Regions from separate parts of the Homo sapiens genome. Here all the other regions are linked to region 1. Evidence: chromatin contacts called from ENCODE Hi-C or POLR2A ChIA-PET data. All regions are on one chromosome and are shown on one strand. The core of a region is the stretch at or near the end of the contact, and the rest is flanking DNA. Distances in the headings are between cores, read along the strand shown.

The links. A loop is a pair of places that touch in the nucleus more often than their neighbours do. ChIA-PET counts read pairs that join two places held with the same protein, here RNA polymerase II (POLR2A). Pooled maps may share reads with other maps.
Region 2: a pooled map shows a loop between it and region 1 (1.9-fold over the local background). The contact joins two enhancer-like sites. A Hi-C loop is called at or near these places in 1 of 168 maps with a recorded cell type or tissue (K562) and 2 of 50 pooled maps. POLR2A ChIA-PET finds 5 or more read pairs at or near these places in 4 of 52 experiments (CD8-positive, alpha-beta memory T cell, HEK293, K562 and 1 more).
Region 3: a loop to region 1 is called in a map of K562, with 2.9 times the contacts of the local background. The contact joins two enhancer-like sites. A Hi-C loop is called at or near these places in 10 of 168 maps with a recorded cell type or tissue (CD8-positive, alpha-beta T cell, Caco-2, DLD1 and 5 more), 7 of 37 single-sample maps with no recorded cell type and 16 of 50 pooled maps. POLR2A ChIA-PET finds 5 or more read pairs at or near these places in 9 of 52 experiments (GM12878, H1, HepG2 and 5 more).

What each region holds. Positions count from the first base shown.
Region 1 is chr1:182,257,232-182,261,558 of GRCh38, reverse strand. The region is part of intron 2 of LINC01344 (long intergenic non-protein coding RNA 1344); the gene reads left to right. Among named protein-coding and RNA genes, the nearest start is that of LINC01344, 55 kb to the left of the region's middle. Within about 2 kb of position 2,163, at least 23 of the 41 ENCODE cell types and tissues checked have a DNase peak (open chromatin) inside an H3K27ac peak, as active enhancers do.
Region 2 is chr1:182,205,225-182,209,551 of GRCh38, reverse strand. All of the region lies in intron 2 of LINC01344 (long intergenic non-protein coding RNA 1344), which reads left to right. Among named protein-coding and RNA genes, the nearest start is that of LINC01344, 110 kb to the left of the region's middle. Within about 2 kb of position 2,076, at least 9 of the 41 ENCODE cell types and tissues checked have a DNase peak (open chromatin) inside an H3K27ac peak, as active enhancers do.
Region 3 is chr1:182,298,137-182,302,463 of GRCh38, reverse strand. The region is part of intron 2 of LINC01344 (long intergenic non-protein coding RNA 1344); the gene reads left to right. Among named protein-coding and RNA genes, the nearest start is that of LINC01344, 14 kb to the left of the region's middle. RefSeq lists an enhancer at 238-755. Within about 2 kb of position 2,248, at least 16 of the 41 ENCODE cell types and tissues checked have a DNase peak (open chromatin) inside an H3K27ac peak, as active enhancers do.

The DNA.
Region 1 (4,327 bases), core at 914-3,413:
AAAGAGAGAACACAGAAAATGGCCAACAAGAGGGCAGACATAAGAGTTCAGTAGTGATACTAGAGTTTAAGTAACAAAATAAGCAGTCAATTTCCATATAAGAATGCAAATGTGGCCGGGCGCAGTGGCTCACGCTTGTAATCCCAGCACTTTGGGAGGCTGAGGCGGGCAGATCACCTGAGGTTGGGAGTTCGAGACCAGCCTGACCAACATGGAGAAACCCTGTCTCTACCAAAAATACAAAATTAGCTGGGCGTGGTGGCATGCGCCTGTAATCCCAGCTACTTGGGAGGCTGAGGCCGGAGAATCACTTGAACCCGGGAGGCAGAGGTTGCCATGAGCTGAGATCGCACCATTGCACTCCAGCCTGAGCAACAAGAGCAAAACTCTATTTCAAAAAAAAAAAAAAAGAATGTAAATGCATTGTTATGGATTTCCCAGAGACTTGGTGGACAATGTTTGGTGACTGCAATGTTGCTGTGGGAGGGCATGCTTTTGCAGGTTTGCTGGGCCCAGCAGACATGGCAAGTCCTGGCTATCCATGAACTCAAGCACAGAAGCCCAGTGGGCACATTTAGGGGAAAGCTCAATACAAGGAAAACCAGTAGTAACAACATGGCAGGACTGAGGATGATGCTACCTTAATATAGCATAAAGAATACAGATGTGGCCAGGTGTGGTGGCTCGCGCCTGTCATCCCAGCACTTTGGGAGGCTGAGCAGTTGGATTAGATAACTTTAAAAGTTATCTGGAACTGCTGTGGGAGTCTCACAACTGTTGTAGTCTCCATAGGCCCTTAGCTCATGGGTCATTTCAGATGTGGCAAAGTCACTTCAGGCTGACCACAGCTCTCTGGTTCCCTCTATCCTTGGGCTGCATGAGCATTTGAGGCTTTGAGGAGAAGATACACAGGCCAGGGACCTTGTCAGGTAACGTCGACCACCCTGCTCCTTGTGCAAGCTGCCATCTTTTTTAAAAAAAATCTGTCATCAGTGAGTACAGAAAAATAAAATGTCAGCACTTCATATGGGTATATGACTGGGGATGGGGCAGGGGAGATTCACTTATGGATTAATAAAGATAGTGAACAAAGAAAGGGGACAGAGATTATTCTATGGTAATAAAGTAATTTATATCTGTTTTGCTATAAAATAACTATTTTTCTCTAAATCTAATGTTAATGTCAGCCAAAATCACCTCTATTCATTTATTCAATCATCAAGGGATATTTATAATCTCTTGAGTGTCAGTTTGGTACCAAGCACTTTTCTGGGCACTGGGATACATTATTGAACATGACAAGCTTCTCAGCCCTTCAGGACAGTTTGGAACATCTGGCTGTGGTGACCACAGTCTGTCAATGTTCCCTACTGTGCTGAACCTGGTGATTTCCTCTTGAGTATAAGACAATACCACTCAATGAACTGGACAGAGACTTCATGAAAGAGGACCCAGGTGAATGCAGGGAAAGAACTGGGATGTTGGTTTTGACTGGTGCAAACTTCTGCCATTTTAGTGTACAACTGAAAGGGCTGCACATTCCTTTGGCTAATTCCACAATGACACGACCTCTTCCTCTTCCAACCCGCTGTGAATCCTCTTTGCAAATTTTACACGGGCTTACATGTTAATTTTTCAAACCATCACCCCTTTCTTCTATTCCCTTTCCTCCAAAACAAATCCACAAAAACAAAGGAAAAAAAGCTCTAAAACAAGAAAGTGGAGGGTATATTTCCTTTTCATTATTTTGCCTTTTCATGCCCTTCACATCTGGCCTCTGCCACAACTGGTAGCAGAAATGCTAACCTATCATGAGAAAGGCTTTTCTGGGGGAGTGTGCCCCTGGCAGCAGCGACAGCAGTGGCAGGAAGTACAGGAAACCTCATGAGATGGCCTGTTCTTGAACACTTGCCAGCCTGCTTCTGCAGACTCATGAGGTTAAGAGAAACATGCAAGCTATCAGGGAGGTTATTGGGACAGAGCCCCAGTTGTCGATTGTTTGAGGTTCACTCATAACTGGCAAAATGACCACAGGGCACAACCACAAGAGTTCCAGTCATAGCCTGTGGCCCTGGTGCTACGTGTTGAGATGCTTCTGATGTTAAGCCCCCAGGAAGGCTTCTGGTTTGAAGCACCCAGGAAGCCCAGCAGTTAATGTTGGCAACAAAAGGCAGTTAAGTGAGGCTGGCTCTGCTAGTGCTGTGACACGTGGGCTCATGGTAAGACACTGTAACTGAAGCCTTGCAAGGTCATGTGAGAGGGGAGGGAGGCATGATAACCCCTCCCTGTTTTTATGAGGCAAGAAGGTGGCTGATTCTGAGGGAAAAGGGAAGAAGTCTGGGTCATAGACCAGAGTTAACCTCCGTGGAAGACTCAGGATGGGTCCCTGTGATTACTGTTTTGCATTTCTGGACAATTTAACTAACTGGTCACACGTGAATATAAGCTCTGAGATAAAGACACTGGGCCCAAGTCACCAAACTTCCAAAAGTTTCATCACTTATTATTTTTATTTTTATTATATTTTTGAGATGGAGTCTCACTCTGTTGCCCAGGCTGAAGTACAGTGGTCACGATCTTGGCTCACTGCAACCTCCACCTCCTGGGTTCAAGCAATTCTGCTGCCTCAGCCTCCTGAATAGCTGGGATTACAGGCTAATTTTTGTATTTTTAGGAGAGATGGGGTTTCACTATGTTGGCCAGGCTGGCCTTGAACTCCTGACCTCGGGTGATCCACCTGCATTGGCCCAAAGTGCTGGGATTACCGGTGTAGTCCCAAAGTGTTGGGATTACAGGCATGAGCCACCATGTCCAACATTCATCACTTATTTTTTTTATATTTATTAATTTATTTATTTTGAGATGGTGTCTAGCTCTGTCTCCCAGGCTGGAGTGCAGTGGCACGATCTCGGCTCACTGCAACTTCCGCCTCCCAGGTTCAAGAGATTCCCTGCCTAAGCCTCCCAAGTAGCTGGGATTACAGGCGGCCGCCACCATGCCCAGCTAATTTTTATATTTTTAGTAGAGACAGAGTTTCACTGTGTTGGCCAGGCTGGTCTCGAACTCCTGACCTCATGATCAGCCTGCCTCAGCCTCCCAAAGTGCTGGGATTACAAGCGTGAGCCACTGTGCCCGGCCTCATCACTTATTATTAAGAAATGGAAAGACAGAAAGAGAGGGAAGGAAGAAACGAAAGAAGAAGGGGAAGAAGGAAGGAGAGGAGGGAGGGAGGGAGAGAAGGAAGGAAGGAAGGAAGGAAGGAAGGAAGGAAGGAAGGAAGGAAGGAAAAGAAAGAAATAGAGAAAGAAAAGAAAAGAAAGAGAAAGAAATAAAGAGAAAGAAAGAAAAGAGGAAGGAAGAAAGAAAAAGGGAAGGGAAGGAAGGAAGAAAAAGGGAAGGGGTGGGAAGGGAAGGGGAAGGAAGGAAAAAGAAAGAAAGAAAGAAAATTATTCTGACAAATATTGTTTTCTGAACAGCAAGCTCCATTCTGAAAGTGCTGCATTAAAGCCAGCCCGGAAGGACTGGACCCAGACCTTAGCTCCACCCCATGTAAGTCCACCCAGGCACATGCCCAGCTACTGCACCCTTTGGTTTTCTGCCATATCTGGTCATCTGATTGCATACCTTGAGAGCTGGACCCCTGGGATGGTTTGGCTCTGCCTTTTGGACACAAAGGCACTAGGCCAGGCACAGCATTTAATGGGCCTAGGAGATGCCTTCTTCCAGCAATGCTGGTAGGTAGCCTAATTTGGAGGAAGAATGGGAGCCCAGCCATATCCCAAAGACTAGAGATAGGCCCTGGGCCAGTCACCGCTCAGGCCTTGGATTTTGAAAACCCACCCTGCCCCTCCTTTCTCTTGGAGGGGAACTCCCCCCAAGGCTGGAAACTTAAAGAGTAGAGCTGGGGATTGTGAGGCTGGATGAATGACAGCCCTGGAACTGGGCCTGTGAGTCAGGAGACTCAGAGTGGGGCCCAACATTGTTGTGCTCAGTTGAGAATTATCATCTGACTCCTATACTGGGGATGCTGATAAGGCCCTTAACCTGCTGGTGGGAGTGGTGAGAGGCTTTCTGGACTGCTGATAATTTGGACAGAGGTATTAAATAATTGAATTATAAAATGCAGTTGATGATATAGATGCTAAAACACTTAATTTGTCTTTTTAAAGCAAGCTCCAACATCATTATTAAGTGGATTCTCTTCTGTCTGCTCCCCACCTTACACAGCTGGCTTGGAGATTTGACTCATCTTACACACTCTTTCTCAATCTGCCGTCAAGCTCTAATAGGGAGCATTTCTTTAACAGATACCAATGCAGCTAATACA
Region 2 (4,327 bases), core at 827-3,326, 52 kb after region 1:
CTCACACCAATCTCAAGCAACAGCAGCAAGTAAATCAACAATAAATATTTATTTAGTGCCCACTCTATATGAGACAAATTATAGCTTTATTTTAATTATTCTAACAAGTCTGTGAGGGCCTGATTATTATCCTCCTTTTTATAGAGGAGGAGACCAAGGCTCAGAGAAGTTCAGAAGCATACCCAAAGTCACACAGTTAATAAGTAAACCCAGGAATGTCTGACTTTTTAAGTCCACGCTCCTGTGTCCACCACTTTATATTTGTAAGGAAGGTGGGGAAAGGATGGAGGGCAGGTATTGTAAGAGATGGTCATTTAAGGCCAGAGAAATACCTTACAGAGTGGTCACCTGGCAGAGTGGTCAGAGGTAAATCAGTTGAGATAAGCAGAGGTGCTTAGAACAGGTAATTAAAGCCCTGTTCTAGTCTCTCTTATTAGACTTTACTCCCAACCATAGGCAAATGTGCTACTTACTTCCACACATGGAGTCCTGCCCTGGAAGGAGCTTTGCCTGGGAGAGCTTGGCGTGGCATCCAGTCTTGCTTATGGAGACCACTTATCCCCTAAGTTAGTAAAACTTTTGTGCACCACCCTCCATTCCCCCACCATCTTGCCTCTCTGGACTTGTCTTGCCTCTCTGGACTTTAGCCTAGGTGACTTACAGAAATGCCAGACTTCTAGCCCAAGCCCTATTATGCCCAGTACTTTTCTGAGGCTGCTTCAAGTCTTGGTGTCTACTAGATAACGCTTGCTGGAGTATGATATCACCAGCTGTAATGGAAAGGAACAATCAGTGGTGAAAAAAAAATGAGACTCTGAAAAATAAACAAGGGTCCATGCCTGGTTATTCCAAGGTCAAGCCAGGTTTGCAAAGCAGATGCCCAGACTGATGGAGCACAAGCATGGGCTTTGGGACCTGGTAGATCTGGGTTTGGATAAGACTTGGCTATCCCCGCTTTCTGGCTTCAACTTAGAGTGTCAGTCAGTAAAATGAGGATGACTGGAACCTTGTAGGGTGGCTGTAAACATGGAAAACATGCACGACACTTTAAGCACTTTGGAGAGACAGAGAGGAAGCAGGTCCTGTTACCACGAGTGTTAAGGAAATAGCATGAGAAAAGCCTTTTCCCTGCTTTGAGTACTCAAGCAAGGATCACCATTTTTCACACTGTTTTGCTTCTCCAGAAACTGGAATGTGACTATTTGGTGAGTAACACCAACAATACCCACTGGACACTAATGTTCAGAAGGTAGCCAATCTCTGGAATTGAAAAGCAGCTCATGGAGGCTGCTGGAACACACCCCTCAGAGCCTTAATGAAGGGGTCTTACAACTTTTTACATAGGGAATTTTCAAAACTCACCTTTTTTCACTTCAAAATAGAGAAGCGGTAACTGCCTGAATGTGATTGTTATATAAGAAAATGAAGGAACATAGGCTAAAACCAGTAAAGGGAAAGGACAAATCAGACATAGTAAAAATATGTCATCTGCAAAGCAGGACGGGCCGAGAAATGTGGGAGGGACGTCCAGGATGGTAAATGGGCCCCTTGTCATGCAGGCAGCCCTATGTCCTGGTTAATGTCTTTGTCCTGGAATTGTTTTCAAGAGCACTGCCTTTAATTCTTAGAGCCGTCCCAGTGTGGATGATAAAGTCTTGGGTCACCTAGACATACAGAATATAGAGGAATATAGGATATCACTCACACATTTATGCGGGAGAGGCAAGCTATATATGCTCTTTGGGCTACAAAGCCCCAAGTTAGCCCAGGCAGATGGACACTCAGGGAAGGAACTTCCATAGCTACGCTGTCTGAGCCAGGGCACTCTTCCTCATATTTCTACTAAACCCCTCTGATTGTCACATAGGCTCATTTGGTGGCTGGTGAAATGGAAGTGGAGACAGAGGAGAAAACAGGAGGGTGCGGGGGCAAGGGAGGAGGGGCGGGATAAGCCCGAGGAGTCATAGCATCATCAGTCAACTATTCCATGCTATGGCATCAAATGGGGAAATGGACTCAATGACTGTGCTCGTCTGCTGTGGCTCAGTTTGTCTTTTTGGAAGGCAAAGGGATTACTTAGAGCATGGCACCATTAGTCAGTGGCCTGGCTTGGCCTAAGTCAGTGTCTCCTTACTTCACCCTTTGTGTTCTGAGATTCCTAGGAAGGATCTTAAAGAGGTCACCAGTTTCTGACCATTCTGAGGCTAGAACATGGGTTTTTGGTATTTGTCCCAGTCCCACCAGAAGTGAATATGTGTATATGTGTGTCCGGTGTGCCTCGTGGGTGTGCCTCACTGATCCAGGATGTGCACAAAGGCCTCACAGCCCCCTTGCCCCACCTTGCTGGGCCCCCTGTGTTCTATTTTAACAGCTCAGGGTAGCCTGATCTGAGGTCCTTCCATCCCATCCCCTCCTTGTTTACTGGAACATTGGGTCACCTCAGTGCAGCTGGAATGCAATCTCTGGGCGATTCAGTAAGGCCAAGGCGGGCCCTGCAAGGCGTCATGTCATTGCGTTGTTTTTCCTCCCCTCCCACTGAGTTTTCTTGGAAGTTCTGAGCCAGGCTCAGTGTGTATCTCCAAAGATGCATTCCAAATTCCCAGCTGCTTGCAACTCAGCAAGTCTCACTGCCTCTCCTTTTAAAACCCAGGCACCCTGAAAGGTTAGAGATAAAAAAAAGCCCACACATAGGCAAAGGGGGAGTGAAGCACTATATGGGGCCTGGAATGGGGGTGTCAAGCCTCTTGTGGTTTGCAACTGCCCATTGTCACATAGCATTCAACCATGATTTCCTCTCTTAAAAGCAAAGAGGAAAACAATCTCTGTGTAAGATGTTTTTGTGGCTTCATTGAAAAGAAAGATGGGCAAACTTGTCCCCAGTCTGTGCATCAGGCCCAGCTGAGGGGCCTGGAGGTGGCTGTGCTGCCCTTTTCCTCCCTGAGCACAGATCTTGCCTTATTCTCCACCATCCTGAACTCTGGTGATCTATCTCTGTCCATCTCCCTATTTCCCGCTAACTTCCCTGCCCCCATGCTTTTTTCCCTTTCATCTTTGTCTCTCCATTATGATTCCTTCCTTCCTTCCTGGACTAGAGGAAATAATGGAGGGCAGGGAGAAATAGCCAAACACATCAACTATTTAAAAATCACATTTATTTTTATCAAGAGTGAAAAAGGCACTGTGCTTTTCTTAGATCTGTTCTTGCTGTTGAGTGATATATTGATAACTTAGGGATGAGCTTTGGGTTCTCAATGTGTGATCATCTTCTGACCTACAGCATGAACAGCCTTGGAACCTGCTAGAAATGCACATTCCCCAGCCCCATCTCAGACCTCTTGGGGATAAGGCACAGAATCAGAATTTTAACATGTCCTCCAGGTGATTCTGTTGTGCATAAAAGTTTGAGAACTCCTGGTGTTAGAGGATTCTCCAAGGGGCTGGGGGTGAAAGGAGGTCTTGAGGTTTCTTTCTGCCCTCTGGATGTGAGGAGGATGGGGTCTGTCCTACACTGGTTAGGCCTGGCTCATGCACCTTGCCTTTCAAACTGGGGCAGGGGTGAGAGTGACAGTAAGGAGAGGAAGGACTGGGAGGGAGTTAATGGTAGCTCTGCTGGTGTTCCTTGTGAGCTGGATTCATGAGCAACCCTCTGGTCAGGGATCTACAGCTTTCTGATCTTCACATTGTGTTCAGCTTCCCTCTGAAAGCATGTGAACACCTGACACATGTTATGTAATGATGTGGATTCCATCACTCTGCTTCTCATCTGACCTTCAGCAACTAAGCTGACTACTGGTTGTAGATGGAAGTTGTGAAATCTATTGTTTATTTCTTTTCTTTTCTTGGACTAAAGCAAATAACTAAAAATAGGCTCTTTATCTTGTCAGTTCTGTTCCTATCTTCTGAAAGACTTTCAAGAAGAGCTCCAAAGATTATGAAGAGTGTTGGGATTATGAATTTAGACTCATGGTGTTTGGTTTGGTAGCTACTGGCCACATGGCTATTAAGCAATTGAAATGTGGACAGTTGGAACTAAGTCAGGCTGTAAGCATACAACACCCATCAGTTTGCAAAGGCTTAGTCCAAAAGAAAGTGTTAAGTTATTTCATGGATAATTTTTATGTTGATTTCATGTTGAAATGATAATGCTTTAGATATACTGGGTTAAATACAATATTTAAATTAATTTCACTCATTTTTTTAATATTTAAAAATGTGGCTACTAGAAAATTTAAAATTACAAATGTGGCCTATATTCATGGCTCACATTATATTTCCATTAGATGGTGCTGGTCTGGTATTCTGGGGTTCTGGGAGAGACTGTGCCAGA
Region 3 (4,327 bases), core at 999-3,498, 41 kb before region 1:
CCTGTTCTACCAAGGATAAACCCTCTCTTCTCACCTAACCAACTTTCCCCACTCTTCAAAGCCTCCTAGGCCAAAGCTGTCACCCCCTGTGACTTTTCTTGATGCTCCTCTTCAAAACCTAGTAGAATAAATTATTTTTTGTTCCCTCAGCGCTTTGTTTATGTCTCTGTATAGGAATTATTGGATTATTTTATAACTACTTGCCTTTTTGTTTGTCTCTCCCTCTCTCAGGGACCTTTCCTTATTAATACATTACTGTAATTCCAGAGTGCCTGGCATATAGCAAACACTCAATAATGTATGCATTTTAATGCTTCCTCACTCTCTTCTTTCTAACCCCTTTCTAGTCAGCTGATTAAGGTATAAACAAAACCCAACTCATATTTTTTCCAGCTGAACCAGTTCAAATGAACACAGCAGGCCCTGAGAAGTTGTAATAAGAACGAAAGATCAAGGACTTGGAGAACAAAGAGCACATTGAGTTGTTTCAGTAGTGTTGACTGGGATTGCACCACCCCCAAGTGCTTGCTCAGAAAATAACAGTAATGCTTTATAGCCTAATCTGGTCTTACACTTTCCAAAGTGGAGGCCAGCTGGTGTTAACAGCATCACGGTGAATAAGCCAAGTGGTGTGTGTGGTGTGTGTGTGTGTGCGCGCGCGTGCATGCTGGTGAGGGTTTTTCAGTGACAGAGAAGGTGTTATCTCTATTTGGAAGGTGGGAAGCAGGGCTGGAATTGGACTGCTGATCCTCTAATGCAAGGCTGATGAAACTTTTTTTGTAAAAGGCCGGATAGTAGATATTCTAGGCTTTGTGGGTCATACATCTGTGTTGTACCTGCTCAGCTCTGTCATTGCAGCGGAAAAGCAGTCTTAGAGAAGATACATAAACAAATGAGTGTGGTTGTGCTTCAGAAAACTCATTTATGAACACTGAAGTCTGAATTTCATATGTTTTTCATGTGGCATGAAATGCTATTCTTGTTTTTGACTTTTCGTACCCCAGTGATTAAAAAATTTAGAAAAATGTTAACTCTTGGGCTAAGTGGGCAGCAGGCAGGATTTGGCCTGCAGCCATGCCATCGTTAGGCCCCATGCTCTAATGCTTAGTTCATCACGACATACCCGGAGTGGCTGGATTTGGGGTGGGGTCATACGGAGGGTGCTGACCTTATGCAGTACTGACTACGTGCCAGTCTCTGTGTTTCAGCACGGTGCATATGCCCACTCATTTCTTTCTTTCTTTCTTTCTTTTTTATTCTACTGCGTGTTCTCTGAACCTGTCATTCATTTCTTACAACAACTGTGTGAGCGAGGAACTAGTGTCACCCAACTTGGCAAGTGATCAGACTGCTCACCCAGCTTGTAACTGTCAGTGTCAGACTTTTACCCAGGTGTCTGGTTCTGAGGTGCATGTTCTTACCACCACATCCTACTACTGCCTCCTATAGCAAAATATCATTGCCATGGAGATCATATGTGATGGGTTATGTTTTTCAAAAACACAGACATTCTTATCAAAATGGGGTCAATTTTCCAAAAAAAAAAAATTGAGGACAAGGAGGACCGAAGGACAGATGTTGACATATCCAGCTGTGGGAAGATTGGCTCAGAATCCCCCAGGACTTAATATACTTTTCTGAATTTGTTATTGAGTTCTTTCTCCAGAAATTTGGAGGAATGCAGATAGTCCTCTTACCCTCTCAAAAGATCTTCCCTCTTGCTCCCTTTCCACCCACCCACCCTCCACCAACACACACACACACACACACACACACACACACACACAGAGTTCCTAGTTGTGCATATTAAACTACTGTCAAGTAATCTATTTGGCATTAGTAGCTAAAGAACAGATGTCAACTTATTGCTGCTTCCAGAGGGCCCTGCCAGATGAATGCAAAAGTTATCAATTCTCCCAGAAGGAATTACCCACAACACTTTTGTGCCTGCCCTTTCCTCCCTGCTGTTTCCAGTTTCTTCTCCTTGGACACCCACCCACTCTGAATCCAACACTTGACAGTGGCTCAAGGCTCTGACCACAGTGACAATGTAAGAAGAGTGGGTGGTCTCAGCCACCCTCTGCAGTTCTGGGAAGTTTACTCCAAGCTTTGCTTCTCCCCAGCCCCCAATTCCCCCTTCCTCCCTGACCTCATAAGCTCATTCCCTTCAAAAATCGGGGTGTGTCTGTCACCCCAGGCAGCAACAGCTGCAGGCCCTGGGAGCTCAGTGGATGGTGATGCAATTCAGTTGGGGGTGGGGGTAGAAGCTGGTGGCTGGGTGAGGGAGATAAGAGGAAACAAAAGGCAGTTAAAAAGATCTGTCAATGAGAAGGATGGTTAGAGCCAGAGGAGGACGTGGGTGTCCCTGAGCTGATGTGAACCTTGCCTCAACTCCTTGGCTTTCTCCCAGTCCTTCTCTTCTGACCCTCAGGGGTCCCTGGAAATCTGCTACCTCCTGAGCAGGGCACTCTCCTCTCCTCTCCCCTCCCCTCCCCTCCCCTCCCTTCCTCTCCCCTCTCCTCTCCTTTCTCTTTCTCTCTTTCTCTCTCCCTTCCTTCCTACCTTCCTTTCTTCCTTCCTTGCTCTCTCTCTCCTTCCTTCCTTCCTTCTTTCTTTCTCTCTCTCCTTCCTTCCTTCCTTCCTTTCTTTCTCTCTTTCTCTCTTTCTTTTTCTTTTTTGAGATGGAGTCTTCCTCTGTTGTCCTGGCTGGAGTGCAGTGGCACGATCTTGGCTAACTGCAACCTTCACCTCCTGAGTTCAAGTGATTCTCCCGCTGCAGCCTCCTGAGTAGCTGGGACTACAGGTGCCCGGCACCAGGCCAGGCTAATTTTTGTATTTTTTTTGGTAGAGACGGGGTTTTGCCATGTTGGCCAGGCTGGTCTCAAGCTTCTGGCCTTAAGTGATCTGCCCACCTTGGCCTTCCAAAGTGTTGGGATTACAGGCGTGAGCCACCGTGCCCGGTCCAGGGTAGTTCTAATACTTTCCCAGTAATCCCCTTTTTATCTCCTTTGCCTTGTTCCCCTCCTACTCCTCGAATCTTTTTGGAGCAAGCTCTGGGGGCACATTTAGGTTGGGGCATAGCTGTGGAGCCACTGGCCACAGGTCTGTCTCTGAGCTTGGTCCTACAGGCCTGTATATGCCTGAGCCACCTTTTCCATAGGGCTTTAGCTCACCTTCTGCCCTCATATAAGGGTGATGGCCTTCGCCAGACACTGTGCTAGACAACAGGAGGGAGCGCCTGTGCCATGGGGTTGGAGGATCTGAGGGCCTTAGTACTGAGGTCACTCCTCAACTTTCAGGATTTTTTTTTTTTTTTTTTTTTGAGACAGAGTCTTACTCTGTCGCCAGGCTGGAGTGCAGTGGCACGATCTCAGCTCACTGCAACCTCCGCCTCCCCGGTTCAAGCGATTCTCCTGCCTTAGCCTGCTGAGTAGCTGGGACTACAGGCATGCACCACCACGCCCAACTAATTTTTTGTATTTTTTGTAGACACAGGGTTTTGCCATGTTGGCCAGGATGGTCTTGATCTCTTGACCTCATGATCCGCCCGCCTCGGCTTCCCAAAGTGCCTGGATTACAGGTGTGAGCCACTGCGCCCGGCCAGGTCACTCAGCTTTCTTCTGGGCTTCTTGATGACACTGGGAGACAGGGAAAAGTGTTCTACATTTGAAAAACAAATTAAAAAATTATTAATCCCCACCATTACTAGAGTCACATTTGCTCACAGTAAAAGACTTGGGCAGCACAGAAATATACAGGAAAGAAGAAAGCAAAGATCACCTGTAACTCCAAACCTGGAGAAAACCTCTCTGGGCATTTTGGTGTATTTCCTTCTCTCTTTGTTCAATGCCTATCTTTATCTCTATCTCTGCTTATAATGCATGGTGTCTATTGGACGTCGTGCTTGTCTCCCCATCCACATTGGCATTGTTTTCTGAGTATTTCCCATTAAAAGTTCTTCCAAAGCAATGATCATTTAATGAACAGGTATTCACCTTCCAAGATGAAGACAATGTTTTTATCTAGGTATTAGCATTGAATTAGTCTTGACTAAGACAATGTTCTTATCTAGGAATTAGTATTGACTATATTAACATCCCCATTTAACACCACACACACACACACACTCATACATACACACACACACACTCACACATACATACTTCTGTCTGAAAGTTTATTAGGAAGGCAGGTAGATGAAACAGCCCTCACTGCAAGGCACAGGCCCTTTACGTGAGATCTATGGGGAGGATGTGGGGCAGGAGGCTGGGGTAAAACATGGGCCTGGGAACATGGCTTCCAGCTACTCGTTGCCCCTCTTGAAATT